6 separate regions of the Mus musculus genome follow, and regions 2, 3, 4, 5 and 6 are each linked to region 1. The links are chromatin loops, found by intact Hi-C in ENCODE. Cell type or tissue: heart. All regions are shown on one strand. Region 1 has its middle 39 kb from the start of Gm52919. Region 2 overlaps D6Wsu163e (DNA segment, Chr 6, Wayne State University 163, expressed). Region 3 overlaps D6Wsu163e (DNA segment, Chr 6, Wayne State University 163, expressed). Region 4 holds the start of 9330179D12Rik (RIKEN cDNA 9330179D12 gene). Region 5 has its middle 41 kb from the start of Gm38404. Region 6 has its middle 32 kb from the start of Gm38404.

Region 1 (5,000 bases):
CTTTTCTGTCTACCGGGGTGTCGTGTCTCTGCCAATGCAGACACCTGAACGTGGCTTCCAGCAAGTCACAGCAGGCCTGCTGACCTGGAGGAAGCCAGAAAATGTCCGTCAGGAGAGGTCCTCTGCCTTCCCTGCCTCTACAGTCCCTTAATATCTGAGGGTAAGCCTATAGGTCAAAATGTAGCCCTCACAGGAAAGAGGATGTTCTGCTAAAGCAAGCACATGAAAGGACGCATGGTGAAGGATTCTTTGCTAATGACACACACATATTGGTTGCGCGCCTTTTGTCTGGACCCTATAGAGAGAAATTCACCAAAAACATCTGGTGGTGTGCTGCGGTTTCCTGCTGATTCTGTGGACTCGGGCTGACTGGGCACACATGCTGAAGCAAGGCACGTGGAGGACACATGATGTCTGGAGGGTATAGATAGGACTCCATGGAGTGTCGGGGGACAGAGCTTGGCTTTCTGGTACAGCTAGCTGTGCAACACTTGTGGGTCTCGAGTCTTCGCTGATCTTTGCTTCCCTGAGAGAGGCACAGCCAACAACTTCTCCTGGTGTCCCTCCAGGTCCCTCCTGCTGACTGGAGCAGAGGCTGTCTCTGTTAGGTGACACAACCTAATCTGTTGCTGACTAGATTCGATCAAACTGGACTGCTGGTGTATCCGTGAAGTGTTTGCAAGTAGGTCGAGCTATGGCTGCCTGCTGACCTGTGAACTGAACTGCTGATTTCCAGACAGCACAGATGGGAGTTGCTCCAAAGAACCTTTCAAAACAGGTCCACTTCTCCCAGATCCTTTCTTTTCCACCACCTCTGGGGGTGATGGGCTAAAAGGTAGTTAAAGCATTTAAGAACCATCATTAAAAATAAGGTTTGAAAAATTAAAGTTACATATCTGTAGCAGTGTGGTTGCAGGGGCACTCCACCATGCCTGGCGTTTTCATGCTTCTGACAGATCCAAATTCAGTTCCTCATGCTTGCATATCGAGCACTTCAACCCACTGAAGCATCTCTCCAGTCCAACCCTGTCTTTTGTGTTAATGGACATGGTCCCCACAGGGGGAAGCTCTCACCTTTTCTATCACCTCCTAGATCTTGTCTAGGAGAGAGAATGAACATTGCCCTCACCAGAAAACACACAGGAAAAGGTGACAGCCAGCATTTCTTACAAGCAGATCTGACTCCCGTGACAGTGGTTTCAAACCACTGACACCTCTGCCTTGATCCTCGGGGCTGAGAAGCCTCCCAGGCGGCTGCAGCAGCAGCGGTGATGGCTGCTGCTGCTGCTGCTCCTGCTGCTGCTCCTGCTGCTCCTGCTGCTCCTGCTGCTCCTGCTGCTCCTGCTGCTCCTGTTGCTCCTGCTGCTGCTGCTGCTGCTGCTGCTGCTGCTGCTGCTGCTGCTGCTGCTGCTGCTGTTGTTGTTGTTGTTGTTGTTGTTGGAGATGGAGACTCACATAACCCAGGCTGGCTTAGATCCACCCATGTGTCAGAGGATGACCTTAGACTGTTGATAACGCCTACCTCCCAGCCGCTGGATAATAAGCACAATGACCCACCTGTGACATGATTTGAAACAGTATAAATAGTGATGAAGGCTGGGAAGGAGGAGGGGGAGGAAGAAGAAGAAGAGGAAGAGGAGGAAGAGGAGGAAGAAGAAGGCAACAAAAATATTTAACTAATAGAAATAAACCTGGCCCATCCATAAGACACTAGTGAAGTAAACTGTGATGTCGTTACATCATGGAAATGAGTAGTTTTGAAGTGTATTGATGTGGGAAAGTTATCCTGCATGTATTTTCCTGGGGCAGGGGAGGTTTTAGAACAGAATACAGAGCATGCTTCCTTTTAGCCTAAAGGGGAAAAAATCAACACTGATGTACATTTGCATGTTCATGTTTGTAGAAATGCCGAGATAAAGAGCGGAAAGTTCTAACCATGATTGGCTCCTGCAGGGGAAAGAAGAGGCATAAGAAAGGCTGTAGATAATGCAACAAGATTGATGGACGTTTACTTGAAGCCATTTTATTGTTTTAGTTGTTGACCCGTGTGAATTGCGTTACCTAATCCAAAATCGTTGTTGGAGATGTGTACTTTGTCTAATTAGATTAAGGAATGGCAATAGATAGATAGATAGATAGATAGATAGATAGATAGATAGATAGATAGATAGATAGATAGATAGATGCCTCCAGTGTCAGAAGTTCTGGATAGATCCATGTACGTTTAGATGCCTAGAACAGCTCAAAGATAAACAAAGCCTGCAGAGAATGTTGGGGTAGGGGGTTGAAGGGAAGACCCCTGATCGTGTTCCCCAGAACCAGCAGCCAGGATGGACTCTTGGGCCAAGAGGTAGACAGCCTCCATAACTTAAGGATCGGTGGGAGCTGTCAGATGGGTTTCCCATCTGGAACTGGGCATCTCGCAATTCTGATTTGTGTGGTTGCAACCGAACTGGCGGATTCCGTGAAAAGCAGCCCAGCTCGTACTGAACAGAAAGGAGGGATCCTGTTTGCTATGTTCTGAGAGTCCTGAGTTACGGGCAGGCAGGAGAGTCTTAAGCTGCACTCTGCGAGTATGGGGCTATGACTCAGGCGTTAACACTGGCTAGGAGGAAGTCTGTGGCCCTCACTACTGAGACATGGAGCAGAAAGGCTTCCTTCAGTGGAGTATGTGTGGCTGGCTGCCCACTTCGCCTGCAGCCTGGGGAATGAGTGAGCACACGGCTCACCTGAAACCAAGGAGTGGCCCTTTATCATGAAGCTGTTCCAAAAGCTGTTTGCCTGAGTCTTCAAACCAGTTTCCAAGCAAAGGAAAACTCAGGGGCCAACATGGTGAGGACGCTGCTACCAGCAGAGGGCAGTGACGTCCTGTCATTTACTGTCCAATGGCCATAAATTAATCTTTGGGTTTTTTTAAAAAATCATATGCATACTTCCTTAGTTCATCTGTCTAAGCTACCTTTTTCCTGTAGTTCCCTTCAAGATAGAATGACCTATCTCTGGTCAGTTTCTACACTTCAGTGATGGACAGTTGAGGTCACAGTCCTTGGTCACAAAGTGCCCACCCCCCTCATTTGGCTAAACCCACTGTGTGCTGGAATGAACTTGAATTCTACATGGTAATTCCTTCTTAATAACTTTCAAAGACCATGGGATTGTTTCCTGGGAAAAGGAGAGCCGGGCGCCTTCCCTCTCCCCTCTCAGGGCCTATGACCTCTCTTTATCTCCCCAACAGAACCATATCTAATTGTGAGAAGAGGCCAGGCTCAGGAAACCTGGGCTCCTCTGGGCAGAGAGCAGGCGGGACACACACCGGCCTGAGAGACACTGCTCAGGGTTCAAAGGAGCGGCTGTCAATACCACCACAGTGAGGGTAACCCACTGACTGACTGAGAGTGAACCTGTGAGGGAAATCCATTGACTGACCAAGAGGGGGCCTGCATCCATTATTGTCATGGTCTGTGTTTTGGTTTTGTTTTGTTTTGTTTTGTTTTTCATCTCCCTGGAGCCCCTGATACCCCAGGGCCTGTATTCTGAGTCTTTTTTTAAAAGATTTATTTCTTTATTATATGTAAGTACACTGTAGCTATCTTCAGACGTTCCAGAAGAGGGCGTCAGATCTCATTACGGGTGGTTGTGAGCCACCATGTGGTTGCTGGGATTTGAACTCAGGACCTTTGGAAGAGCAGTCAGTGCTCTTACCTGCTGAGCCATCTCGCCAGCCCTGTATTCTGAGTCTTGATGGTTGAGTTTTCCTGTATTCCTCTCTTCAAAAATTCTAAGAGATAAAACTCTTTGCTCCCAGAATAATAGTTTCCTATCAACCTTGGGGAAGCCCTTTGTCTCTGAGGTTTTCTGACCCTCACACATTTTATCTGATAAGTAAGATTCACTGACTGGCCACTTTCAATGCTGATATGTCAAGCCCTTGGAATATAGAGGGGAATGCCTGCAGAGAAGGCTCACTAGTAGGCACAACAACAAATTGATGTGGCCTGGGGCACTAGCTGATCATAAGTGACTCTCCCTCAACCCCCAAGGCAACACACATTCCTGAAAGTCAGCGTTACTAAAGTCAGTTTGGGCCACCTGGGGCAGAGTATATCATGAAGTATCTTGCAGACATAAAGAGGGGTTAGAACAGAAAAAAATATATCAAAACACCCAAACAAGGGCCCATGCATGTCGCACACAGCAAGGACATGGAGTTCTTTGGAGAGTTTAAGATAGGCTTCCTGGTGGGAGGTCCCCCAAAGTGCTCACTACTTGTGCGCTTGGCTTGCTGCAGAGATGAAAGGGTAGACTTTGGAGAGGTGCAGGTTGGGGCTGTTTGGTGTTTGGAATTCATTTTCCTCAGTTATAGCAAATACCCACAGCCCTGTAGATACACCCTGAGCATAAAGAGACCACAAAGCAAGCATTGCTGCCCCACGATGACATCTCTCATCTTCCTGGTTCTAAGCTATGCTTTCCTGCATAATTACTGGGAATCCACATGCCTTTGAGGGCCTGGGGGTTATGAGTAGCCTGGAGAGGCTGAAAGGGCACGCAGCCCGCATGCTCATGCGTGTGGCTGATGCAAATCCCTGCCCCCAAAGACATTTTAGAAATCTTTTAAGGCCAACTTGATGGTGGAGCCACTCCTCCTAGGTAAGAGATGACTGAAAAGAATGGTGTCTGGTATCAGATGCTGTACATAAAGAATCAAACGCTGTACATAAAGATCGTCTAAGCCGTAGCATCATGGCAACCCAGGATACTTAGGAGGCAGGAATGATTTCTGTTCTTTTTCTAGTGTGAAACAAGATAGATAGAAATGTCACGGCCTTGAGCATGTCGATGCTAACTGATTAAGTCATGCAGGAGCTGTTGAATGTGTGTGTTGTACACAGCCGTGCTTGTTGCAGTAGTGTGTGGAAGGCACGTGTATTCTAGGTACATTTTTGACTTTCGGTGTAAATCAAAATATTAATGTTGGTCTGTCAGATTTGTGTGGACCA
Region 2 (5,000 bases), 410 kb after region 1:
TCATGCCAAGAGTAATACGCTGTAATGAAATGGAAGAAAAATGCCTGTAATTCTACCACTTAGGATGCTGAGGCTGGGGGATTTCCCCAGATTCAAGGCCAACCTAGGCTAAATGCCAAGTCTGAGATCCGCAGTGCTATATAATGAGACTCTGTCTCAAAAAACCTATAAGAAAGGGCTGGAGAGATGGCTCAATGGTTAAGAGCACTGGCTGCTCCTTCCAGGGGACCTGAGTTCAGTTTCCCAGCACCCACACCGTTGCTTACACCTGCCTGAACTCCAGCTTCAGCAGATCCAACAGCGCACCTCACAGACAAACGTGCAGGCAAGGTACCCATGCACACCAAGGAAACACAAATCAATCTTTAAAAATATAAAATCTTGGATTTATATACTTGGATTTATTATACTTTAAAATATAAAATCTTGGATTTTCATTGCCAAACATATCTAGCCAACAAGGCTCAGCTTTAGAGTAAACATCAGTAGTGACAGGAGCGCCCTCCCCCACCCCCGCAGTCAGTACCTGAGGGAGCTGTTGTTGGGGTTTTTTAGGTCCTGATGAAGCTTTATCACCCATTCCTGATATTCTTGCTTCTGGATAGCTGTAGACTGTTTCAGTTCATTTGACCATTTATTCTCTAAGTCCTAAAGTGAGGGAGGGAGGGGGAGGGGGGAGGGGGAGGGAGAACCAAGCAGTCATTTTTTCACGAGAAAGAGAAAACGTGAGTGCAAATGTAAAGCCGCACACCTCATCTCACTTACTTGCTGGGATTCAAAGTGCTGGGCAGCCAGTGAATTCACATCTTGATCTGTGAGCGATTTCCCCAGCTCCTGCATCACCTTTTCCATTTCAATACCTTGTCTAAAACACAAATTAACAAATAAGATATATTCACCACACGTTTAGGGCATACAGCCACGAGTGAAAACATAATTTTTAATTTTATGAAGGATAACATATCTGAGATTTAATACTCCATCTTGAAAATGCTCCCAGTCCTCATAAAAGAGTATGTGAGCACTGACAGCTATGACTTCAAGTACCAAGCGTGCCTCACGTGCAGCCAGATCATCACGCTGAGCTTCATCTATAGCTGGAAACAGATGAAATCCAGCAAGCTTTCATGGCTGTTCAGTAGTTCCAACCCCTTCTCATCTAGTTCCTCAAAAAGAGCTCCGTCAGCAGCCCAAGCAGATTTCCCAGGCGAGTGGATATGAACTGACAGGAGCTCAATGCTGGAAGCTAGTCTACTACACCCAGAAACTACTGATTACGGTTGAAAAGATACACAGTAAGTCACACAGTTACTTTAAGAAGCAATGTAAACTACAACCTGATGGTGTAGCCTGGGGCTACTCCTTCTATTCACCCAGAGAAACCATGGACAGAATGGGCTTCCCTACAGGAGAAGTCAATCAGCGATGGTGGAGTCCAGACAGAAGTCATTTAGGGAGACCAGGAGGGCACTAGGGAGGCTTCGGTATTGCTGGAAAACATCCATTTCTTGATTGGGTGGTGGCTACAAGGGTTGGCTTGCTCTGTGAAATTTTACTGAGCCGTACTTCTATGATATATTGTCTGTTCTGAGTGCATTAATACATTTGTTCATTAAAATCTCAAATTAAAAAGTATCTTTTAATACAAATGCATCCAAAATGTATTCTAAATGATATTTTGAGGGACTGAGAGATAGTTTGGTTGGATCTTACAGGAAAGCTAAGAGTGGGAGCACATCTGGACCCCAGTCTCAAAAAGCAGAGACAGGCAGGGCCCTGGAGGGCACTGTTCAGACACCCAAGCCAAACACACACACAAGCTCCAAGTTCACTGAAAAACCTGTCTCAAAAAAGATGGTGGACAGAGACTGAGGAAGACACTCAGTACTGACCTGGGCTTCACATACATTAGATACACACACACACACACACACACACACACACACACACACACACCACCCACCTACATACATGAAAACACCCACACGACTATATACATATTCCACACATACACAAATAAGTAAACATATAAATTTAAATATATATAATAAACAAAATGGAACGGTTTTACTGTTATTGAGTTAAGTAAACTGTTCTTAAAACTGAGTTTATACTTATTCAAACACTTAAGTAGGATGGATGTGATGAGTGATACACATGAGCACTTTGACATCTTCTGAAGTAAACACTCTGTGTGACGTAGCTCCCACTGTACTATACACAATGCAATGGCCCCATAAGCTTTTTTGCTTGATTTGGTTTCTGAGACAGGGTTTCACGACACAGCCGCGTCTGGCCTTGTACTTCTGCCTCATGAGAACTGGGATCACTGCTGTGCACCACCACTGCTGGTCACTAATGTTTCAGAAAGTACTAAGTGTCCAGTGAATAGGATGCTTGTAAGTAAGAGTCATTTAGAAACAAAAATATCTACATATCTGCATTAATATTTTACAAGTACTCCCTCTAGTGGATAAAAAATGCTATTACCATTCCTTCTAATGTTTAAAGAACTATCTAAAATGTGGTTTCATTAAAGCAGGATATTTTTCACTAAAAAAAGACAAAAAGAATTCAACAAATAAAATTTCATGAACATTTACATCATTCTGAATGTATCTAAAATGCAGCTAATCACATAATTACTTTTAAAGCTATTGCCTAGATTAAGTTCAAAAGAGAGCCTATTCTATTTCAAATAACATGTTAACTACACACTGGCTCAGAATACCAGGCACAACAACTCTGCAACCTGAACGTCAAGTGATAAAATGATATAACTTTTCCTAAAACAAACAAACAAACAAACAAAGCCAAAAAACCACAGGAGAAAAAAATCATCAGGTTCCAGAGAGGGTGAATAATTAGTGAGTTACTTCATTGTCTGTGGTAGAGTAGGAACTGTTTCAAAGAATAATAAATAAACCGAATAGGAATCACCTCCGATTCAGAAAAGAGGGCAGCCCAACCATAGGTGGCCAGACAGGATCTCTGCAGGAGGAGCAGGCAGGGGTTAAAGAAGTCCTGGGCTTGGTGGAAGCACTAGCCAGGAACACATAGGAGGCAGAAAGGAACTGAGCAACACAGGTAGCCCTTGGGACTCACAGGGACTTCCAGGCAGAGCATTTGCACACAACCTATTTGCACGATCCAGCTTGTTATAACTGATCTCTGGAGCACTTCTGATGACTAGGGCAACCATGTAACTAGTTGTTATACTGCATTGTTAGCAATAACTAGGAGAGAAAGGCTGAGAATGTTCAGAGTAGGTATAACTCTTTTCCCCTCGTGTTGTTGATTGACAGTTGGCTGAATCCTTAGACACAAGGCTCAAGGTCTGGGTTCATTGTTCAGCATCATGAAAGAAATGAAATCCATCTATGATTTTTTATATTTTAATTTTTATTAACCATAATAACTTAAAAATAAAGCAAATTATTCACACACTGTTAGTCTTAATGTTTTTTTATGTGAGGCTAATGAGAAACAAGAGCACATGGCATCTCATCTAAGTTGACTTCCTTGGTATTAACCTTAATTCACCCACAAAAAAATCAAGTATTAGTTGCTCTTAACAAGCTTCCACAACAAAAACATCATACAAGTAATATTAAAATCCATCTCAATGGTATGTATACCCATACTCTTAAACAAATGCTTTTAAACTAATAAAGGACCTGCTAAGTCAAATGGACTGTCTGTCTAGCAGGACGGCCTTTGCATCACACCAACAGAACCGGAGGGAGGGACCTGACAAGTCACACTTCACATCAAAGGAGCCGCAGCTTTCTCCTTACTCTGACGAAGCCCTCTTTGCCTGCTGTCTTAGGTAGACTCTATGGAAGGAATTCAAAGCTGATCAAAAGTCCCTGGGAGGATTCTAGGGTTCTTTTTATTTTCTTCCTGATGCAAGATGTTTGTAAGAGAACTGAAAGATACTGTGGCTTAGAGGAAGCCCACCCACAAGAGGTTCGAAGCAGGTACAGAGCAAGGAGGAAGGGCTAATAGTTCTGAAGTCTTTCTCAACCACTGGGTTGAAATTCTAGCTTGACCTCGGATAAATCAGTGGATTCATGTAAGCCAAGGTTTTCTCACCTGCACAATGAAGATGCTAAGTGTGGGGCTTAAAGATCAAAGAAGACAGCTCATTTGAAGCGTTTTGCATAGTGTTGTAATTTTATAAAAGTGCAAACTGCCTGTCCTACAGGTTATCATATGTCACAGTGTGACATTTAATTATAATAACACAAGCAATGAGTATTACCTCTCTCGTAACTTTTTCAGCTCCACGTCTCTTTCACCAATCAGCTCTGAGATGCTAACGAAGTAGTTGTGTTCCAGATTTAAGAGAGTTTCAGAGGCCGGGGAGTGGATTAGGTCATGGTACACATCTGCAAAGTCTTCGTCCCAGTCAGGCTCCTCAGGTCTCGCATGCTCTAAGGTGGTCTGTGAGGTGACACACACATTCAGTCAGGGCAGGCACCGCTGGCCACGCTACAGGGAAAAGTATGCACATCACACAGGGACACAGAGGCCCTGCACTTACACACATGTAGCCGTTATTCTAGAATTGTCTAAATATAACAAAAGAACACGGAGAGGAGAGAGACAATCTAACTTGTTATTATGGATTACCTAGGGAAAGGAATGAGGTACTCCTACAGAGCAAGGGACAGAAGTGCCCAGGACAGTGAGAAAGTCAGTGTGCTGTGACCTCATATCTATACACGATGCATGTGTGTGCCTGCACAACGGGATGAACAACAAAGCTAACACCCTCCACGTCGCCATCCATGTGCGGATGTAGGACTTCTCACAACCACTAACTTGAGTTGCATTTGAATGTGTTTTATGACAGATGTCTTAGGTGGGGTTACTACGGCCATGGTGAAACATGATGATCCAAGAAACCGGGAGAGGGAAGCGTTCATTCCACTCCCAGTTTCAGTTCACTATCACGAGAACTGAGGACAGGCACTCAAGCAGGACAGGAACCCGGA
Region 3 (5,000 bases), 400 kb after region 1:
GTGGCAAACAGTCAGCTCCCCAAACAGGCACACAATAGTGTTGCATGGACTCAGCAGGTTCCATTTGGGAATAAATATATACATACAAATACAATATCTACATGCAGTAACAACTCATGAAGAAAAGAGAGCACACATTTTAAGGATAGAGGGCAGGGTAGATGGGAAGGTGTGGAGGGAGGAAAGAGAAGGAAGAAACGTAATTAAAATACAATCTCAAAATAAACAGAAAAGAGAAAAAGAAACAAGAGAGGAGCTCACAGCCCACTCTTCTGCCCAGGTTTTTACGAGTCACATGTTCCTTAGCAGTAAAAGGAGGTGATTTTGATGGAAAATATGATATTCATATGTTTTATCATAAACTATGAAAATACAATGAACATAACAACCACAGTAAAAAATGAATGAGAGACCTTAGAATAAACAGGTACTTGTATATCAGGATGCAAGCGTGATGAACAAAAAATGTAGTCGTGTGCAGATGAAGAAGACTCAGAAGTTTTTTCCCAAGACTTTCTATAACATACAAGTGCCTTTAAGAGGCTGAAGGAGGAGGATCACAAGTTCAAGGCTAGCCTAGGCTACACAGTGAGTTCTGGGAAGGCTGGGTACATACTGAGACCCCATCTTAAAACAACCAAACAAACAAAAAAAGAAAGTTGGTCTTTTACAAAGTGCCTTACTCTACTGCCTCATTCAAATCACAACACAGTTGCTTTCACAAGAACAAAATCCCAAGCCACATACGTGCCACCTTAAATGTAGGTGGTTTTCAAACTCCCTGTCGTGTACTGCACGCTATAGCTCACAGACGTAAAATCCTCCTCCCTTGCCCACACCCATGACCTCCACCTTCACACACTCTGTCACTACGACTGAGATTAAAAATCCTTGGACGGAGCTGAGGGAGCAAAGAGAAGGGAAAAGTGAGAAAATTATCTAACTAAAATGCATTAAACATTTTAAAACATATATGGGAACATATTTCTGACCACATCATCACTTGCTTGGGAGGTGGAGGAAGAGGATAACAGCATAAGAAGACACCGTGAACTACTCTACACAGTCCTCTGTTGGGATCACCTCTATACTGGTGTCCTGGTCCTGAAATGTAATGGTGCTCCAGCAGAGCCACAATTATTTATTGTTATTTATGTACTACTGCTTACAATTAAATATTGAAGAATAAATACCTACTCACGGGGGACTGACCCGCCCCAGGTACCTGCAATGCACTACTACACAACAGCAAAGGGCACGAAGGGGCTTCTGGACTGAGGGCCTGGCCTCCAGGGCAGGCCCTCAGTGCAATGCCTACGGAGCCACATGTATACAAAGTGTCACTGTGTAAGAAGGACAACTAGACACACATGCTTCTGTACATACAAACATATCTGGAAGGCACAGGCAGGCAGGATAGGAAGGAGGGGCAGCAGCCCCCTTCCATCTCAGTTTTCCCTTCTGTGGTCTCAGTTATCCACCATCAGCTGTGGTTCAGAAACATCAAACAACTCCAAAGATAACAGCTCACAAGTCTTCAATTGCATGCCAATCCAAGCAACAAGACGAAGTGTCACACCACCCTATTCTGTTCCATTCAGGACATAACTCATCCCTCTGACCAGTGGATTCACAGTGTGCATTGCTACCTGCTGGGTTTCACAGCTTGAGACCAGCGATGCTGACGATTCAGATGTGACAAAGAGAAGCCCGTTAAGTGAAAGGTGAAAACTGACAAGTTATGTACATGTAATAAAGACTAGGATGGATGCAAGTTCAGTACTGCCCGTGGACTGCAGCATCTCCTGGTGCTCCTGGAGCACCATCCAGAAGGAAGACTTACTGAGGACAGTCTGGAACCGTTGAACTAACAGAACAAAGTAACAGCTAACATGGGATGAGGAAGGGGAAAACACAGAGATATTGGTCAAGGGATATGAAGTTTGTTCTACAGGCTGAATAAGTTTCAGAGAGCTGATGCATAAAAATATGGCTATGACCCACTACATACGTGACCCTTATCAAGGCACAGCCCTGATGCTCTCACCACAGGGAGCCAAGGAGCAGCCTCTCGGGCGACAGACACTTTGCTTAGTTTGGGGTGATTAGTGTGGCTATGATTTGAAGACATAGCATCCTTCATTGGCTCATGATTTAAATGCTAGCTTCCCAATTGGTGGCACTCTTTTGGAAGGTTCTAGAATTTCAGAAGTTAGGGCAGGGTAGATGAAGTAGAAGTAATTATAAAGTATACTTCAGTACGTTTGAAAAATTTCCAACAAAATTCTAAGTAATTTGAAAGGACGTTGTATTGTAGATAAATACAGGGAAAAAGAGTCTTTTAACCACAACAGTCTCTCTCTCTCTCTCTCTCCCTCTCTCTCTCTCTCTGTCTCTCTCTCTCTAGAACAACTAAAACAGCCCTAAAGTCACAAAGCCAGAGATGGCTCAGGGCTGGGGTGCACGCCGTGGACCAGCACATGCGTGGCATGAGAAGGGGCTGCAGTCAATCCCTAGCACCAGACAAAAATATGAACACGGAAAACCTCGGGTTTGTTCCATTTTAACTGTGACTTTAATGCCCTTTATAGACATGGTCTAGCCATTAGAGACAGTGTGGTTCGAAAGCAAACTTTTCGAAAGCTCTTACTTAAGTATGGCAATGAAATTTTATCATGGTTTTTACTAAAGATCTTGAAAGAAAAATCAACTGAGAAAAAAAAGGAAGAAAGAAAGAGAGAAAGAAAGGAAAGGGAAAGAAAGAAAGAGAAAATTTGGGGGAAAACCCCTAGCTTCTGAAGATATTAAATTTTGGGTTTTTTGTAAGCCCCGCTGCTATGAACTCTGCGTGCTTTAGTGGTTGGTGTCTAGGGGCTTTAAGGATGCTGCATCACTGACCGCGGGCCTCTTTGCACTTGCTCTTGCGTTGGGTTCTCGCGTACAGCGCCACCTGCTGGACAACTTCCAGTTGTTCCTCAATCCGTGGGAAGTGGAAGTCCGTACATTCTTGGCAAACTGTGGCAAAATCTAAGGGATCCAAAGCATCATTCTAAGTGTAAACCATCAAAAATTTATCATTTACTTATAGAAAATGAGATCTAAGGGGGAGATGAAGTTTGTAAATATGATTTCTTGTTGTTTGTAATAACCGCACATTTGAATGTGTGGGTACAACAATTTCTCCCAACACTCCACTCTCAGAAGTACATTCTAATACACCTCCAAGTCATCTTTAAATAACACACACTATGGTTATAATCTATCCCCAGTGTCTGTAAACAATAAGAAGTGCTGGTTTTGTTTGACTTGGACGGCATGGGGGACACTGGGTAAGATCACTCAGCAGGCCCTGTTCTAAAATAAAAAATGTACTTATAGTTAGATTATTATTTTTACTTGTCTGTTACTCCACCACTTAGAAAGCAGAGGCAGGAGGACTGCTTTGAGTTCAAGATCAGGATGGGCTACAGTGTGAGACTCCTCTACAAAAATGGAATTACTGAGAGAAATGTGGTGAGATAGATCTGCATGGTACCTACTCACCTCTTTTGATGCCGCTATATGAATTAATTCGATTATCTACTAGCAAAACCAGGCCACAGAGAGACGTGGAGTAGAGGGACAGTGCTGTCTGCAGACGGTGGAGCTTCACGCCGCTCCCGTGAGTTCTCTTATGCTTACAGAAGTCCAGCATGTCTGCCCTCAGCAGCCGCAGGTTGTGCATGGTCTTCAACTGGGCTCCTAGGGGTGGACAGCACAGAGAGACACCGAGACAGCTACAGAAATCCTATAGTGGATGCAAACGTCTGTGACAAGACTGTGGGTAGATCCATGTCCCAAATAATAACTAAAAGTGGCTCTCCCGTCGCCCATGTTAATAGCCATTATAATTGATCTGCAAATATGTTAGCTAGAACATAAACTCTAGCCTTTGTGGAGCGGGTGGTGAGTTGGGGCCAGATACAGAGGGCAGGTCCTGCTCACTGCAGGACGTCCGCCCGAGGCTCCTTGTGCTGCTGAGGGAGCTCCCATACCCAGGTGAATGGTGAAGCTCTCCTCCAGCTTCCTCTGTTCCTCGTAGATCCTCCCAGCAGCGTCCGCAGACTCTCTGAACTGACTCGGCTGCACTTTAATCTCTTCACTGAAATTAATACAATTACGGTTATACCCATTGCACAGTCACCACAAGTTCTGTCAGAGAACAGTAAGCTCGCCACGAAACGAGAGAACTGAACAGCTGACACAGAGCTTAATTTCTCCCTAAAGTCATGTTAATCCACGGTGACAAGCAAGAGCACAGCAGCAGCGGCTCCCGAAAGCCCCACACGTCCTCTACTTCCTCCTCAGAGCAAGCAATGCGGATGATTCTCTTCAGTCATTACAATATCAACTAACACATCTCCACTTAGTATTTCCTAGTGGTTTAAAAATGATTCAGGGATTAGCTGAGGAACTAATATGTAATATCATTAAAAGCCATATCAGACATACATAAGAATTCTCAAGACAGGGCAAATTCTAAACAAAATTATAAAATAGATGAGGTGACAGCAATGAAGATTAAAAATTAAAACCTTGGGCTGCTGTGATGGCTCAGCAGGTAAAAGCCCTTGCTTCACAAGGCTGGCAGAGCATTAAGTTTGATGCTAGGACGGATTGCGGGAGGAAAAAAACTTCTGCAAGTGTCCTCTAATTTTCCCACTGCTCACTCATACACACACACACCCACACACATATACACATATTCACACACACACACATATACACAAACACACACACGATTATAATGATAATGATGATGACCATTATAATAACAGTAATTTACAAGACAGTTTTAAGTGCTTTTAATTAAAAGGCCAGATAAATCAAGAACCGAAAGGTTCCTTTGACACTTCCCTGTCTGGATGCATTCTCTTCTCACTAGACAGTTTTCTTTGCTCTGGGGTAAAGTTATCCTAGAGAAGCTATGACCACATAACTGCTCAATTCAAACCCATGGC
Region 4 (5,000 bases), 210 kb after region 1:
CATGTGGCTTCCTCGTCTTCCCATCTCCATTTCTGACCTGTGGTGTGGAAGCAACCCCGGCTGCCTTCAGTGAGGCCCCAGAGGGTGTTGCGACCTAACAATCCATACCAACATATAAAGAGCCCCCCCCCGCCCCCGACTCTCAGGGTTGGGGCAAACCGTCTGAGCCTTAGGACTCCGCGTTGGCACTTTGGCAGGAGGTGGGGGTGGGGGAGAAACAGGGAATTCAGGAGAGCCCCGGAAGTCATACTGAAAAAAACGTGCGTTTAGGGCAATCTGAAAGAACCGCTGCTTTAGCCTTGCTTGCAATCTTTGCCGAGAGAGCAGGGTGCCCACGTATGCACAGCTCTGGACCTGCCGTGGTTTCGCCATGTTGCTTTGCAAACTCCATTTACAAGGACTGGCAACATTCGCCGGCGCCCCCACCCCCTCTCAGCACCCCATGATCCTGGGCACCCTCTTTCTGATCGTGCCCTCTTCCCCAGCCCTCGGTTCACCAAGGTTACTTACAGTTTGGCTGCTTCTTGAGCGCGCAGATTTGGGTGGGGTAGGAAGCGGGGGAGGAGGTGTGTAGAGCAGGCTAGGGGGCACCCCCAAATGAGAGGTCAGAGTCCCGCATGCCTCCTGGAGGGGGGTTCCCTGGTTTCGTCTCACCCAACCCCCAGCAGGCACAGCCTTCCTAGCTACTGCCCTTGTGGGCCGCAGCCGAACACTCCGCAAGTTTCCCCCACTGAGATCTAGAGCCCCTGGGGTGGAGATACCGACCTTACGGACACCCGAAACCTCTTTTCCAGGGAGCCTGGGACCTCTCTGGGGTTTTCAGGCCCACAGAGCGTTTCTAGGATTTTCCCTCGATTTTTAATAATTTTTTGAAACTGCTCCCCCCTGCTCCGACTCCAACTGCGGCGGCCGGCCGAGGCGCGCTTCCTCCTCCTCCCTCCCCCTCTCTCCTCCACCCACCCACCGAACAGCGGCCCCTGGACCGCCGAGACCACCCTGGACATTTTTTTCAATTGTCGGGAATGGTAGAATAGGATCTGAGGATCCGAACGAGACCAAGAAGTAGACTTTCGGAGCTTCCAGAATATTTTTATTGATTTTTTGAAAAGATGACGAAATCCAAAAAAGAGTGAGTTGGTGTGCTGAGAAGTGAGCCAGAGGGAACGGCAGGCGGCGGCGGCTCTGGGCTTTGCCTTGGGGTTTGTGGAGGTTTTAGTTCATCACCTTTTTCAGCTTTGCGGGAATACCCGAACCCCAGGAGCCCTTCGGATTTACCCCACCGTTCTCATCTCTATTCTTACTATCCTTTCTACTCTCCTCCCCCTCCCCACACACACATAAAAAATTCTTTTTGTTATCTCAGATTATGCTTTTATTTTTCTTTTCCCTCTGTTTCTGATACTAATTTTTCCCTATCCCCCTCGGACCCTACCCCACTCTTGATTGTAGGTCTGTGAGGAACAAAAGTGTGAAGAAGAGGTCTTTCCTCTGGCCATGAATTACCTGGACCGTTTCTTGGCTGGAGTCCCGACTCCTAAGACCCATCTTCAGCTCCTGGGTGCAGTGTGCATGTTCCTAGCTTCCAAGCTGAAAGAGACCATCCCGCTGACTGCGGAAAAGCTGTGCATTTACACCGACAACTCTGTGAAGCCCCAGGAGCTGCTGGTAATGCCGCCCTCCCTGCTCCTGACTCTGCCCTTCCCCATCACACTAAGGCCGCCACACTAACCAAGACTGTAAGAAAAAAAAAAAAGATGTCCTTTAGTAGGAGAGAGCTAGTCTTCCCACATCAGGGAGTGAGCAAAGCTATCAGTGCCTCATGGAAATTCATGAGGGTGAAATTCTGTTGTGTGTGTGGGTGGGGGGGGGGCATAAATAGAATATTCTAGTTAATGATGTTATAATTAAGGTCCAGATTTCCACTGAACCCTGAGAACACGGTCTGATTTCTCACATTCTAGTTTGTGTTGTTTCCCAAGACCCTGGAGGTGTAACAGGTAATGTCTTAAAGACCAATAAAGTCTCATGGACAAACATAGTAGCTGATCACTAAGTACCAACAAAGCACTAAGTATGAACATATTAACTTGGATGCAAAATCAACATCTGCCTTTCTATTGGTGGATCTGAAGCATGAGAGTTCAGCTCCAAAAGGCACAGTGACCTGGATACAGTCCCCAGGGGGTCCTGTCTTGGTTTTCTCCCAACCATCTACCTTTTTTTTTCTCATGCACTTCCCCCTACCCCCATGTTAATGCCACACACTGAAGGTTCTGCAGCTCTCTTTTACAGTGGTTTGCACACCTTGCACTGGTGAAAGAAGACCACCCCCTCTATCGACTCCCTCCCCCTTGCTGCCATTGCCTGGGCCTGCTTAATCTCCTGGGCAAAGACTGGCTTCTTGAACTGAGCCCTTTGTGAGGAGCCGTCCTTTCTGGGTCTGTGCTGCCACCTAGTGGCAGACATGTGCAAGGCTGGGGGAGGAATTGCCTAGAACGCAAAGAGGGGCCTGAATGACTTCACCTTTGAAACACTGCCAGATTTCAGCTGCTTCTGGTTTGGTGTAAGAGGCCCCTAAAGGTGCTTTCTTCTGGAAGATCTGCTTCTTTCAATAATGGTGCCAGAGGACGAGTTTGTGCTCACATTGCCCTGGAAGAAGGAAGGGTTTGGGATTCAAGCCATTTCTGATTTTTACGTAGTTAAGGAATTTTTTTTTTTTTATCCTAACTTCCTGCAAAAAACCCAGGCAGACTTGAAAGCTTGTGGGGAGGAAAAAAAAATAAGATTAGAATTGGAGGCCAGCTTGTCTATTCAAAAAGAAAAAAACAAAACAAAACAAAACATGAAAAAGAATCTTCTATGTGTCTGGTGTGCTGGAGGACTGGAGGTATTTTTCAAGACACCCTAATTTTTCCAGGACCGGCAAAGCTAACTCAATTCTCCAAATAAAGTGTGCCAGCTTCCCATCTCCTCCCATCCATAAGTTATGCACCCTAGAAGAACCTTCCTATTTTACACGTGAGGGGAGCTTGCTCCAGGAAACACCATAGCTGGTCCAGCTGACAGGGGCTTTATAGCCGGTCCCCAAGTTTAGCAGATGGAGCCAGGTGAACTGAAGAGTCAGTCACTGCCCGGCAGTAGTAGCATCCTGCGCTTTTGAATCCTACTGATTGACCAGGATCATTTCCTTTTGTTTGCACCCCCCCCCCCAACGAAACCAAAACAAACAAAAATTGGGACCTTTGCATAATTTCAAGCTAGCCTCAAACTTCTAGCCTTAAAGAGGTAGAATCCCAGACATGCACTTCCAGGTGTGCATCTCTTTGGGGTATTATTATATTTAGTCCAGTTCATTTGAACATTATTCCCCATGTTTATTTTACAAAAGGAGAGGCACAAAGTAGCCTACTAGTGGGGTGCAGTGGAGCCCCCTAAAAGAGACCGTTACAGCCCAGTACATGGGCTGACCCTGTTTAAGCACCTCCACATTGCCCCAAATCATAGTGTGCAAAATGGAGTCACAAGTGACCACCTCAGGCCCTTTAGCCATGAAGACAAAGGCCAGTGAAGATTTAGGTGAAAGGGTGAGTGTCATATCCCAAGACTTCTTCATGGTGTGTCAAAGGGGAAGGTGTTGGCAGCAGAGAGGGAAAATGATACTCTTCCCCCACAAGGAAAGGCCAGCGAACTGGCTGCCAAGGAGTTGGGCCAAGGAGGCTTCTGCTATTCTGCATCTGTAAGCATCATTTTTTTCCATGAGGAGTAAAGAGACTTAGCCAACAAATTCTCACCGCAGCACCACAGTGGCCTTAGCTAGATCTTACTATAGGCCCACCTTTCTGAGTGGGCAGGCAAGAACATTTTGTGGAGTCAGGGGTAGGGGTGAGGTAGGAAGAAAACTAGAGTAAAGGCTGGTCTTGGCAGTAGTTACCTGGCCTCTCATTATTTTCAGTGGAGCCTGACTTTTTTTTAGCCCAAGAAGAGCCAGGAGCAACTTCAAAGCATGAGGGGCACAGTGACAGATGAGGCTGCAGTGGAGCCTTAAGGAGCATCTTCAGAGCTGGCCGGGAACCCAGCCCCCAACCCGGGCCTGGAGTCAGTCTATGGATTCTTAGAGCTCTGCCCTCTTCCTCCCACCCTTTGCAGGAGTGGGAACTGGTAGTGTTGGGTAAGCTGAAGTGGAACCTGGCCGCAGTCACCCCTCACGACTTCATTGAGCACATCCTTCGCAAGCTGCCCCAGCAAAAGGAGAAGCTGTCCCTGATCCGCAAGCATGCGCAGACCTTCATCGCTCTGTGCGCTACCGGTGAGAGGGGGCTCACGGGGCTTCCACGGGGCCATGGGAGGTGGGGTTGGGTGTCTAGGCAAGTCTGAGTAAGCCAGCCTGGAGCCTCGCTCGTGCTTTCTCGGAACTAGAACATTTTCTCTCTCTGCTTCACTCGTAAGTTCTTTATGAGGGCAAGTATGGTAAGGGGAAGGGAGTCGGTGCCTGCTAAAATATTGTTTATGGTGTCTAAAGTGCCCTTTGAAGATTATAGATACTGCTCTCTGGTTGTGTTTAAATCTTTAATCTTTTGAGGAAAAGGACGGCTTGGAGATAAGCCCTAAAGGGAATTTAAGGAAGGTGGGGGCAAATATAGGTTAAAGGACCAACGACAAGATAAACATGGTGCCCGCCCTGATAAGGGGGAAGGAATTCCTTCACCGTGGAGCTGGTTTATTGCCTTCTTGCTGTTTCCTGTTGACAAGGGAGTGAACCTTTAAGCAAAGATCCGTTTATTCTGAGCTCTGGAGAGGATTTTTGATACATAGCTTTATTGGCTTCACACCTGGGTAGAAGACCCTAGCACAACATTTCTCAACCTGTGGGTCGATACATCCCACAGGGCTTACGTATCAGATATCCTGCATATCAGATATCCTGCATATCATATATCTACATAAGAAATCACAAATAGCAAAATTACAGTTACAAAGTAGCAACGGAATGGTTTTATGGT
Region 5 (5,000 bases), 93 kb after region 1:
TGGCAGGAATTCTAACTTTATTGTGATTTAAAATGTGACTGGCTACTTTTAACACACAAAGAAAAGCTACACTCAAACACAGGCGCGTCTTTGCAGAGAGGCACCAGGGTGTGGTAAATTCTTGGACTTTGCAGCTTGCATTGAGAGCTGCATTCATCTCTCCTAGGTGTGGCCTCGGGCAAGCTGGCTCCCGACTCAGAGCTTCAGGTCCCTGAGTCTTTAAACAAGAAATGGTAGAACCAAGTAAACAGAATGGGGACTTTGCCCCAACCATGGGCCACAGTGTTGGTCCCTGCAACATGGCAACCACAGCCTGAAAACAAGGTGAGAACAACTGATGGCAGGTAGCCACTAGCCTGTCTAAGTCTTTCTTGGGACATTTAAATTTGATACTGTCTGTGAGGTGCCCCAGGAACTCAAACAGAGAGAGAACCAAGGATAAAACAGACAGGATCAGCAAGAGAAACTCTGGAAAGCAGCTCCACACAGCCATAGCTGCCATCTTGCAGCTAGGAGAATCCTCTAGCTGCGAGTGAAGGAGCACAAACATGGGGAGGCACTTCTGCAGGATGGGTAGGCTCAGAGCATTCCTAGGGTCCCTTCTACTGCTGTGCCCTCCAGGCTCTCAAAAGGCATGCTGGGAGTTCTGCCATCCTAGACCTTCCTAGCCAATTCTTTTGCGAATGAGGTCCTAGTGTCTAGCATCAATAGACAAGAACAGAAGAGTGCCTTTATCCATAGGGAGGGCTTTACCCAAATGGACTTAATAAAGCTGAATTCCCAGTTCTACCGATTGCACCCGCAGGAACTTGGAATAACTGTGTGGTCTCCAAGGGGTTGGCTCCTCAAAGGGAGCTGTAATGTCTCCTGTGCAAACTATGGGCTGGTGGGGTGGTGATGGAAGTTGGTGAAATGAGACAGACTAAGGCACCAGAACCCGTAACCTGAAGCAGAGGGGAGGGGTACCCTTCTAGAACACCATAAACCAATAGCATTTGCATCACAACGGTCCTGTTCCTCCTCTGTCTGTCTGTCTGTCTGTCTGTCTGTCTGTCTGTCTGTCACAGAGCACTTCTTCCCTCTCTCACTCTGAGAGGTGGAGAGAACAGAGTATGGAATGAGGCTGGAAAAGAGGGAAGTGAATGGATTCCAGTCATCATTGGGCCCGGGGGATGAGGCAAGCTGAATATGACTCAGTTCAAAAGAGAATCCCAGCTGGCATGATGGCTCACAATGACAGCTCTGGAACTCAGGAGGCTGAGGTAGAAGGCTCATGAGTCCAAGACTCTACAAAGGGAGACCCTGAAAAGGAAGGAAAGGAGGAAGGGAGGTAGGGTAGGAGAAAAGGAGGGGGAGAGATAGAGAGGAGGAGGAGGAATGAAGAAAGGAGAGGAGAGGGGAGAAGGAAAAGGAGGGGACAGGTCCATCAACCTCTCCTGACCCCGCCCCCGACCCCGCCCCCCAGCAGTGGTTTCTGTTCCTAGCATCTTTGTACTGAAGATGGGCCCGTGGACAAGGATGGCTCCAGCATCAATACATTCCTAGAAGGACAGTGTCGTGATCACCGTTCCTTTGCTATGAATCACATGGCCAAGCAAAGACCCTGATACTTCCAAGTCCATTCACAGGAAGGCAGTGCCCCAGCTCTCTGCCCCAGTTCTCTGCCCCAGCCTTTGGGAAGACTCCTGGTCTGAAAGTAGGGAAGAATTCTAGAGGTCTTTTCAGCCATGCCCCTGCCTCCTGGAATGTCTACAACTCATCTGATGTGAAGCCCAGGGAGTCTGTGTAACAAACTAAGCATTCAGGAGGGGACAAGAACCTGGTGGCCTTTTCATTTTCCACTACAAGGGGCTACAGAAGAGAAGGCAGGGAAAGGAGAAAAAAACCTCTCCCTACCAGTCTCTTCTTCTTCCTTTGTTTCCAAGTCAGGGGTCATGTCTGCCCTACCTGTCACTGTCTTCATCCTGTGAGGACTGTCATCCTGACAGACTCTGTATTCCCCGAGGAGGCAAGCCTCTAGGCACACCTGGGAGGGATTTCCTAGATTGGGCTAGCCTCATGCTCTGTGAGCCACTCTCTTCATTAGATTGAGGTGGGAAGACTCACCCTGAATATGGGTGTCACCGTCCCCTGGCCTGGGTCCTGGGCTGAATAAAAAGGAGATATCAAGCCAAACACAACGTTCATCTGGCTTCCTGCTCTCTGACTCTGCCGGTACAATGTGATCAGTTGCCTCAAGCTTCCGACTCCCCTGCCCTGATGGATTGCACCCTGCAACTGTGAGCCAAAGTCTTTCCTTCCTTCCTTAAATTGCTTTTGTCGGGGTATTTTGTCATAGCAGCAGAACGGTAACTAGCACGCCCCCTACTGGCCACAAATCTATAACACCCACCGCTGCTGGAAGCCATCATTCTCTCTCAATAGTGGCAACTGCTCTGCTGGCGGCCAGCATCACTCTGCCTTAGAAACCGAATCTTTCACTTTGGGCCATTCAGTGTTTGCAGTAACTCCGCTCTGGGAGTGTTTTATGATTGTCCCTTCAACAAGCAGAAAACTGCGGACCAGCAAAATAAGACAAAGCCCTCCAGCTTGCTTTCCCACTACATAGACATACAGGCACCCCTTGGAATGATTTCCACAGGGAAATTTCGAGGAACCCAGGCACCCTCTGCTACCTCCTGATGAACAGGAGGGGCACACTGGCAGGCCACAGCACAGTGAACTGCCCCAACACCCCATGGGAAGGGCCGTGAGGTGTTCCCTCCAGAATGTTGACTGTCATTTCCCCTGGCTTAATTGCAAGGCAGGCATTAACGGACCCAGAGAGTCAGCGTCCTTCACAGTCGCCTGCAGAAGCGCTGGAATTTCTGAGCTTCCTCAGAGATGAGCAAGGTCCTGGGGAAAAGGGCTGGGGAGGGGGGGAGGCGCGGGGAGTCCAGGGGCCAGTGCCCCTCAGGTCGGTATTCCGGAAACATCCCGGTCACTTTGGATTCGGCAGCGCAGGAAGGAAGGTTCTTGTTAGCGCCCAGTTTCCTGTGGGCAGGAGGATGATCTCAAACAGCTCCCAGCGCCTGGGCCGGCAGCCAGCTGTCTTGGATGGTCAGAAGGTGAAATTTGAATGCTGGTGAATGGGAGAGCGGAAGTTCAGCAAGACTGAGCTGAGCCCCATTCATGAAAAAGATCTAGTCTCACTTCCTTATTGCCAGGAGTCGTGTGTGTGTGTGTGTGTGTGTGTGTGTGTGTGTGTGTGTGTGTGTGTGTGTGTGTGTGTGTGTTGTCTGCTCATGGGAGAGCGAACAACTACTTTCTGTCTCATTTCTTCCCCAGACTCCCACTCTTCCTTTTTTTTTTTTTTTTCCTGTCTCAAAATACGAAGCTTATCCTCAGGAAACTGCCAAAAAATGTGTAGCTGGTCTGTGGTTTGCCAAAAAAACGAAAGAAAAAAAAAAGATAAATTCATGCAAAAAGCAGCATCCCACTTCCCCAAGCCTGCGAGCTCTCCCTTCTCTGAGTCTGTCTCTGTCTGTCTTTCAGTCTCTCCACTCTCTGTGTCTCTGTCTTTCTCTTCTCTTCTCTTCTCTTCTCCTTCTCCTTCTCCTTCTCCTTCTCCTTCTCCTTCTCCTTCTCCTTCTCCTTCTCCTTCTCCTTCTCCTTCTCCTTCTTCTTCTCTCTCTCTCTCTCTCTCTCTCTCTCTCTCTCTCTCTCTCTCTCTCTCTCTCTCTCTCTTCCTCTCCTTGTGGTCCTCTATTCCAGCCCCTCCTAGCTTAGAGTGGTAAAATTAACCCCTAGGGGGTGCTGGACTGTGAACTACGGTAAAGGCTGACCCCAGGGAACCATTCTGAAGCTAAACATGGGCTTTCTCTGGGTAAAAGTTCATGGCCATACAAGGCTCTGGGAGGCCCACCGTGAGCAGCCAAGCACCCAGTCAGCCACACTTACTCCCAGAATCACTGGAACCTTGCAGCCATTTGGGTAAGAGCATGATGACCCCAAAGTCCTCGAAAGGGCGAGAGAGAGAGAGAGAGAGAGAGAGAGAGAGAGAGAGAGAGAGAGAGAGAAACAGAGAGAGGGCGATGTGAAACTCCCATACTTGTCTCTTGGGTCTCAGTCAAGAAATGCTTAGTGAGCATCCCTAACTTCACAGCAACGTTGGAGGTGGTGCACCTGCCACCACCGTTGAGGGCACTTCTTGGGCATAGCAGGTGGAAGGGCACTACGGTACTTTCCCCACCTGTAGCCAACGTTCTTTGTTGTTGACACCCCAAGAAACCTCAGTCTTGTTGATCCTGTGCCTTTATGACAATTCTCACTCATGACAACCTCTCAGGGAGTGTGGAAAGGGATGCTATGAGTACTAATATCTTCAGTCCACTGGTGACCCAACGCCGTTTAGATGTCAGGGATTTCTAGACTCCTATCTTTTGTGTTGTTCAAGTAGTACTGACAACTTCAAGAGCTACTGTGACGATCTGGAGAAATGGCTCAGCTGGTAATGCTTCTTGTGCAAGCATGAGGACTCGAATTCCCATCCCCAACACCCAACATAGAAATGGGGTGAGATGTCGGTGACCCCTGTGTTAGAGGGCAGGGTAGAGACAGGTGGATGCTGAGGCTTGGTGGCCAGCCAGCCCAGGTGAATCAGTGAGCTCCAGGCTCAGGGGCAGAAGTTGTCTCAAAAAAATAAGGAGCAGAAACTATTATTCCTGACAACCTACTGTGGACTTCAGGCTTCCGTGCATGGATTGGATGGACGTGCACTTGTGTGCACAGACAGACAGACACTGATGGACAGATACACACACACACGGGAGCAGGGGTAGAAAGAGAGCTATATTTATCTTTTCCCATCTGGAGTTATTCTTCACCATGTTGAACAGAAGGGGGGAGGGGAGAGGTGGTGCCATCTGTCAAGTTCCCTGCCAAGGGGCTCCTCCAGGAAACATGCCACCCCACCTCAGTGCCCCTGGTTTTCCTTGACCCTGGCTCTGGCCATGCAATAC
Region 6 (5,000 bases), 84 kb after region 1:
TTTGAGGCCAGCCTGGTCTACAGAGTAAGCTCCAGGGCTGCCAGGGTGACACAGAGAAACCCTGCCTCAAAACAAACAAAACAAAAACAAACAAACAAACATCTTTTTCAAAAAGAGAATTAAGTGAATATTTTTCATTATCACATCTATTTATTTACTTAATGACTTATGTTCTCCCCTTCCACCACGTGGGCTTAAAGGCGAAACTCAGTTTCCAATCTTGGCAGCGCGTGCCTTTACCAACTGAGCAGAATCATGGACACTAAATTCATAATTTTAACACCTTCAAAAGACAAATCTTTAATCCCAGGAACTGATTTTCCTAAAGAACACCAACAAATGTTTAGAGAAGAATTAATCCTAGTTGTACTCAAATCAGCAAAAGATAAAACACAGGAGCACACAAATACCAATGATGTTCACAACCACAAGGAATCTCAGTAAAATACCAGCAAGTACAACTCAGCAATAGGAAGAACTGCATGCACTGACAACTGAGGAAGCAAGGCTGTTATGGTGTAAAAAAAAAAAAAAAAAAAAAAACCCTATTCAGAAGGGAAGAAGAAGAAAAAAAAAGAATTCCAAGAGCATTTTAATTTGTTTAAAAGATTTATTTACTTTATGTGTGAGTGCTCTGTCTGCATGCATACCTGTGTGCCAGAAGTGAGCTTCAGATCCTATTACAGATGGCTGTGCGCAAACATGTGGTTGCTGGGAATTGAACTTAGGACTTTTGGAAGAGCAGCCACTGCTCTTAACCACTAAGCCATCTCTCTAGGCACCTTAGGTTTGGGTTTTTTGTTTTGTTTTGTTTGGGGGGGTTATTTTGGGTTTTTGTTTGTTGTTGGGTTTTTTTTGTTTGTTTTTTGTTTTGTTGTTGTTGTTGTTGTTGTTAAAACTTCAACATCTACCTGTTGCTATCTTAACAATTCAAAGTAAGATTTCCCAGTAAAGAACGAATACACAATCCATGCAGTTACTGCTGTCTGTAGAGGTAAACGCAGTTTAACTACTTTCCCGTGGAGTTTGGAACCAGGCAAGAATGTCTGCTTTCTGCAGCACTTAATTAATGAAATGCCAAAGAAACAAGGCAGGAAAATGAAATAAAAGAGCACAGAATGCACACACTGACACACACACACTCACACTCACACACACACACACACACACACACACATGCAGGCACACACATGAAATAAATTTTTTACAAAGACTCAATGTAGAAACTATGCCAGAACTTCAGAGATGGCTCAGTGGGAAAGATCACATGCTGCTCTTGTCGAGGACCAGAATTCAAGTCCCAGTACCCACATTGTGTGTCACACCATCCACATCTCCAGATCCAAGGGACCCAACATCCTCTTCTGGCCACTGTAGGTACCAAGCACACATGTGGAGCACTCATATATGAAAGAAATCAATCTAGAAATAATCTTAAGTAAATAAATAAAGCTAAAAAGAAAGTATGTCAGTGTTCCCTACATTGCTAGACTTAAGCAACACAGTTATTATCAAACTCTTGGGAAGATTGGTGGTCGTGTACACAGGCTGCTCCAAAGAGGATTATGTTAGCTAAAATAATTTTGAAAAAGGAATATGTACGTGGGGGGAAATCTGCCTACGTGATTTTAAGATGTATAGCTGCGGAGTTTGGATGCAGTTCACTTGGTAGAGTACCTGCTTAGCACTCACAAAACAGAGGCAGGAGGATCTCCGTAAGTTCAAGGCTGCATCTATGTAGCAAGGTCTAGGCCAGCCAGGTCTATACATGTGAGTCCTGTCTTAAAAAAACAAAACATTTTCAGAAAAATGAGTGCAGGAAAAGACATGAGCAGCAGCATTCATTCGGGGTGTGTGAACAGAGCCATACGCTCTTGGTGCACTGCTGGTGCCAATGTGAGATTGTGCTGTCACTCTGGAAGACTGGGGACTTCTCTGGCAACTTAAGGATGCAATATCCTTATGGGCCAGCAGCTCATCAAAGGAATGAAAACAGACATTGGCATATGAACCAACATATGAACATGTCTAGGAGCATTGTTTAAAAAATAATAATGACAGCTTCAAACAACTCAGCAATCGGAGAACAGTTGTGAATGTAGAAAGGCAGAAGGGACCTCCTGGAGGACACAGGATGTCCTATGTCTTCACCATATCAATAGTGAAGGTCTTCTCAGCCACGCCCCTGCCTCCTGCTCCAAGCATTATAAGACATGAGTGTCTAGGAATCTCTATAGTTCATCTGATGTGAGGCCCAAGGAGTCTGTATGATAAAATCAATTAAGTATACACAATCTCTCTCTCTCCCTTCCCCCTCTCACGTGGGTAGACATGCACACATGTGCACATGTGTATGAGGAGCATGTGGAAGCCAAATGCCCCCCTTGAGTGTCCTCCTCACCACTCTCTGCCTCACTCTTTGAGACAGAGAGTTTCTGGTTGAGACGACTGTCTAGGAGGCTGAACAATGTACTCCAGGGTTCCTCTTGTTTGCCAGTCTGCTCTGGTCTGTAACACACAACTTACTGAGTCTAGCTCTGGAGTGAGCACTGGGCATCTGAATTCTTCCTGCTTGTGCAGCACTGAGCCATCTGTCAAGTAATTATTATTCTTTAGACGGGTTTCACTGTGTAACCCAGACTCACCTCAAACTTACCATCCTCCTGCCTCAGGCTCCTAAATATTGGAATCCCACGCATACATTACATCTGGCCTCATCATGTCTTATAATGTGTGAGGTTCTGCATTTTTCGCAAATAATTTAACCAAGATTTTTATTGAATATATCTATTTTATTTTTAAATTTTTTATTATTTATTTTTATGTGTGGGTGTTTTGCCTACATGCATGTCTATGCATTGTGTGCATGCAGTGCCTGTGGAGGCCAGAAGAGGGCATCAGATTCTCCTGAAACTGGAGTTACCAAGAGTTGTGAGCCACCATGTGGGTGCTGGGACTCAAAGCCAGGTTCTCTTGGGAGAACTGATGGTGCTCTTAACTACTGAGCCATCTCTCCAGCACCAGTGTATCAGTTTTCAGTGAATATGTTTGTGCATAGTGCTACTCATATTAGGGTTAGTGGGGGAGTGGCGTTTTGTGGAGACTATGCTGTGAAACTTCGTTCACATAACCGGGTTCACCCGGGGTTTATTACAGAAACATGACTGCGAACTCTCTGAACTCTTTCCAACTTCCATGCCAAAAATAACATGCGGCCCTGTCATCGGGAATTATTTTTAATAGTTTATCAGCAGACAATTCCTCTGAGTCTCCTCTTATATAGTTGAAGGCAAAGGAGTGGAGAACATCTTAGCTGCAAAGAGCTGCCGCTTGACCTTATGCTCATTTCCCTTGTCTGGGAAAATCTACCCCAGGTCCTTTATCAGGCCTCATGGCTATGGCTCCTCTTCTCATAAGCACCTCCTACCTGGTGGTTTAGAGCAGGTCAGAGACACTGATCTGTTGTTGCATTTACTGAGCCTTAAGTGCTGACTGCACATGTGTTCCACTTTGTTAGGAGTGGCAAGCTCGGCACACTCACTTTGCAAATACCCACAGCAGGTGTGAGCCATCACTGCTTCATCTCCCAGAGGCAGCTCCCTGGGTCCCTTCCAAAACCCTTCAGTCTGCTCTATGAGGTAATAAGTGGACAGACATCCTGAGCTTTAATTCAAAGATGATAGAGGATAGATGGATGGATAGACTGAATGATGATAGATACATTGATTAATAGATACTAGATGGTTGATTGAACAATAATGGATAATATATGGTAGAACGGTTTATTGATTGTTGATGTAGATGACATATAGAGCAGTTGGTTGATGATAGATCAGATATACATGATTCATGTTAGATAAGAGATGATTGATGGATTGTTAGATGATGCACAGATAAATGAAATATGCATGATAGATTGATAGATTATAAATTGATTGAGATAGGTAGAATGATTGATATATTGATAGAAGATAGAAAGGTGATAGGTAGATAGATGATTGATAGATAGATACGTAGATAGATATAGATACATGCATACATAGACAGGTACATAGATATAGATAGATACATAGATGCATAGGTACATAGATACATACATAAATAGATACATACATACATACATACATACATATAAATATATTCATACATACATAGACAGATAGGTACATAGATATAGATAGATGCATAAGTACATAAAAGAGATACAAACATGATAGATGATTGACGGATGAATAAGTAGATATTGAATAGATAGATAGATAGATAGTTAGATAGATAGATAGATAGATAGATAGATAGACAGACAGGTAGAAAGGACAGGTGGTGAGTAGACAGTTGATGGCTGGACAGCAGATAGACAGTGGGCAGAGACAGACAGAGAACAGGGTGTAAAGCCTGCTTAGTCATTATTTTGATGGACCACCCTACCTACAGTAAGACCCCTACATATTCACAGCCCATTTTCCTAGGATCACAGTGTATTCTCTGGCAATCACTGGGAGAAAGAGAGTCACTAACCAAGTGGTATCAGGTTGTAAACTCAAAATTGCTCCCAAATGGATCAAAGTCTTCTTCCTCGTTCAGCCTTGTGGTGACAGAAGTCTTGGAGTCTCAGCAGGGGAGGCCCGGGCTGCCTCTCCTTTTCTGGCACCTGGAAACTATGCACACCACTGGGTCAGGGAGGGGAGGGTGCATGGCTTTGTTCTCTGGAGCCCAGGAAAGGGCAGCAGGCCCTGAGGGCAGCCTGCTGCTTAGAGGCACGCATGGCAGTCGGTTAGCTAAGGATCCAGGCATCAGTGCCAGTGAAGCTCGTGCATTGAGAACCTAGCAGCCTTCAAGATTGCCCTGTCCCTTCCAGATTCTGCGCAACCAGAGATGGGGTTCCTCTGCCCTTCCCAATGGCTTCCTGCCTTCAGATCACCAAGTTGGTGTCACAGCCAATGGGTCTCCCTGGCATAATCCATTGTGTACTGGAGGTGTCCTAGGAGAAGGCTTTGGGG

Evidence for each region. Peaks named below come from ENCODE experiments on the same cell type or tissue, not always from the same donor. Only the 100,000 strongest peaks of a DNase experiment are listed, where the experiment ranks them.
Region 2: a loop joins it to region 1, with 3 times the contacts of the local background. A loop is called at or near these places in 11 of 42 quality-filtered maps.
Region 3: it touches region 1 in a loop (8-fold over the local background); 12 of 42 quality-filtered maps call a loop at or near these places.
Region 4: it touches region 1 in a loop (7-fold over the local background); 38 of 42 quality-filtered maps call a loop at or near these places.
Region 5: it touches region 1 in a loop (2.0-fold over the local background); 8 of 42 quality-filtered maps call a loop at or near these places.
Region 6: a loop joins it to region 1, with 2.2 times the contacts of the local background. A loop is called at or near these places in 8 of 42 quality-filtered maps.

What each region holds. Positions count from the first base shown.
Region 1 is chr6:127,357,334-127,362,333 of GRCm38, reverse strand. No RefSeq gene overlaps it. Among named protein-coding and RNA genes, the nearest start is that of Gm52919, 39 kb to the right of the region's middle. In heart, a CTCF peak has its summit at 2,851 (motif pointing right); no DNase peak of the experiment used is centred here; H3K27ac peaks cover 974 bases.
Region 2 is chr6:126,945,923-126,950,922 of GRCm38, reverse strand. D6Wsu163e (DNA segment, Chr 6, Wayne State University 163, expressed) reads right to left here. Exons shown (of 14, transcript NM_138594.3): 4 at 4,265-4,446; 5 at 766-865; 6 at 527-648. Among named protein-coding and RNA genes, the nearest start is that of D6Wsu163e, 8.5 kb to the right of the region's middle. In heart, CTCF peaks have their summits at 2,260 and 2,468 (motif pointing left); no DNase peak of the experiment used is centred here.
Region 3 is chr6:126,953,876-126,958,875 of GRCm38, reverse strand. It overlaps D6Wsu163e (DNA segment, Chr 6, Wayne State University 163, expressed), which reads right to left. Exons shown (of 14, transcript NM_138594.3): 7 at 4,035-4,141; 8 at 3,544-3,741; 9 at 2,899-3,027. Among named protein-coding and RNA genes, the nearest start is that of D6Wsu163e, 16 kb to the right of the region's middle. In heart, a CTCF peak has its summit at 2,967 (motif pointing left); no DNase peak of the experiment used is centred here.
Region 4 is chr6:127,145,329-127,150,328 of GRCm38, reverse strand. It overlaps Ccnd2 (cyclin D2), which reads left to right. Exons shown (of 5, transcript NM_009829.3): 2 at 1,450-1,665; 3 at 4,147-4,306. 9330179D12Rik (RIKEN cDNA 9330179D12 gene) reads right to left here and starts at 940. Exons shown (of 3, transcript NR_040274.1): 1 at 766-940. In heart, CTCF peaks have their summits at 944 and 1,161; DNase peaks (open chromatin) are centred at 538, 858, 1,608 and 2,448; H3K4me3 peaks cover 2,626 bases; H3K27ac peaks cover 2,829 bases.
Region 5 is chr6:127,264,375-127,269,374 of GRCm38, reverse strand. No RefSeq gene overlaps it. Among named protein-coding and RNA genes, the nearest start is that of Gm38404, 41 kb to the left of the region's middle. In heart, a CTCF peak has its summit at 2,375 (motif pointing left); a DNase peak (open chromatin) is centred at 3,074; H3K4me3 peaks cover 951 bases; H3K27ac peaks cover 878 bases; H3K27me3 peaks cover 1,327 bases.
Region 6 is chr6:127,273,472-127,278,471 of GRCm38, reverse strand. No RefSeq gene overlaps it. Among named protein-coding and RNA genes, the nearest start is that of Gm38404, 32 kb to the left of the region's middle. In heart, a CTCF peak has its summit at 2,887 (motif pointing right); no DNase peak of the experiment used is centred here.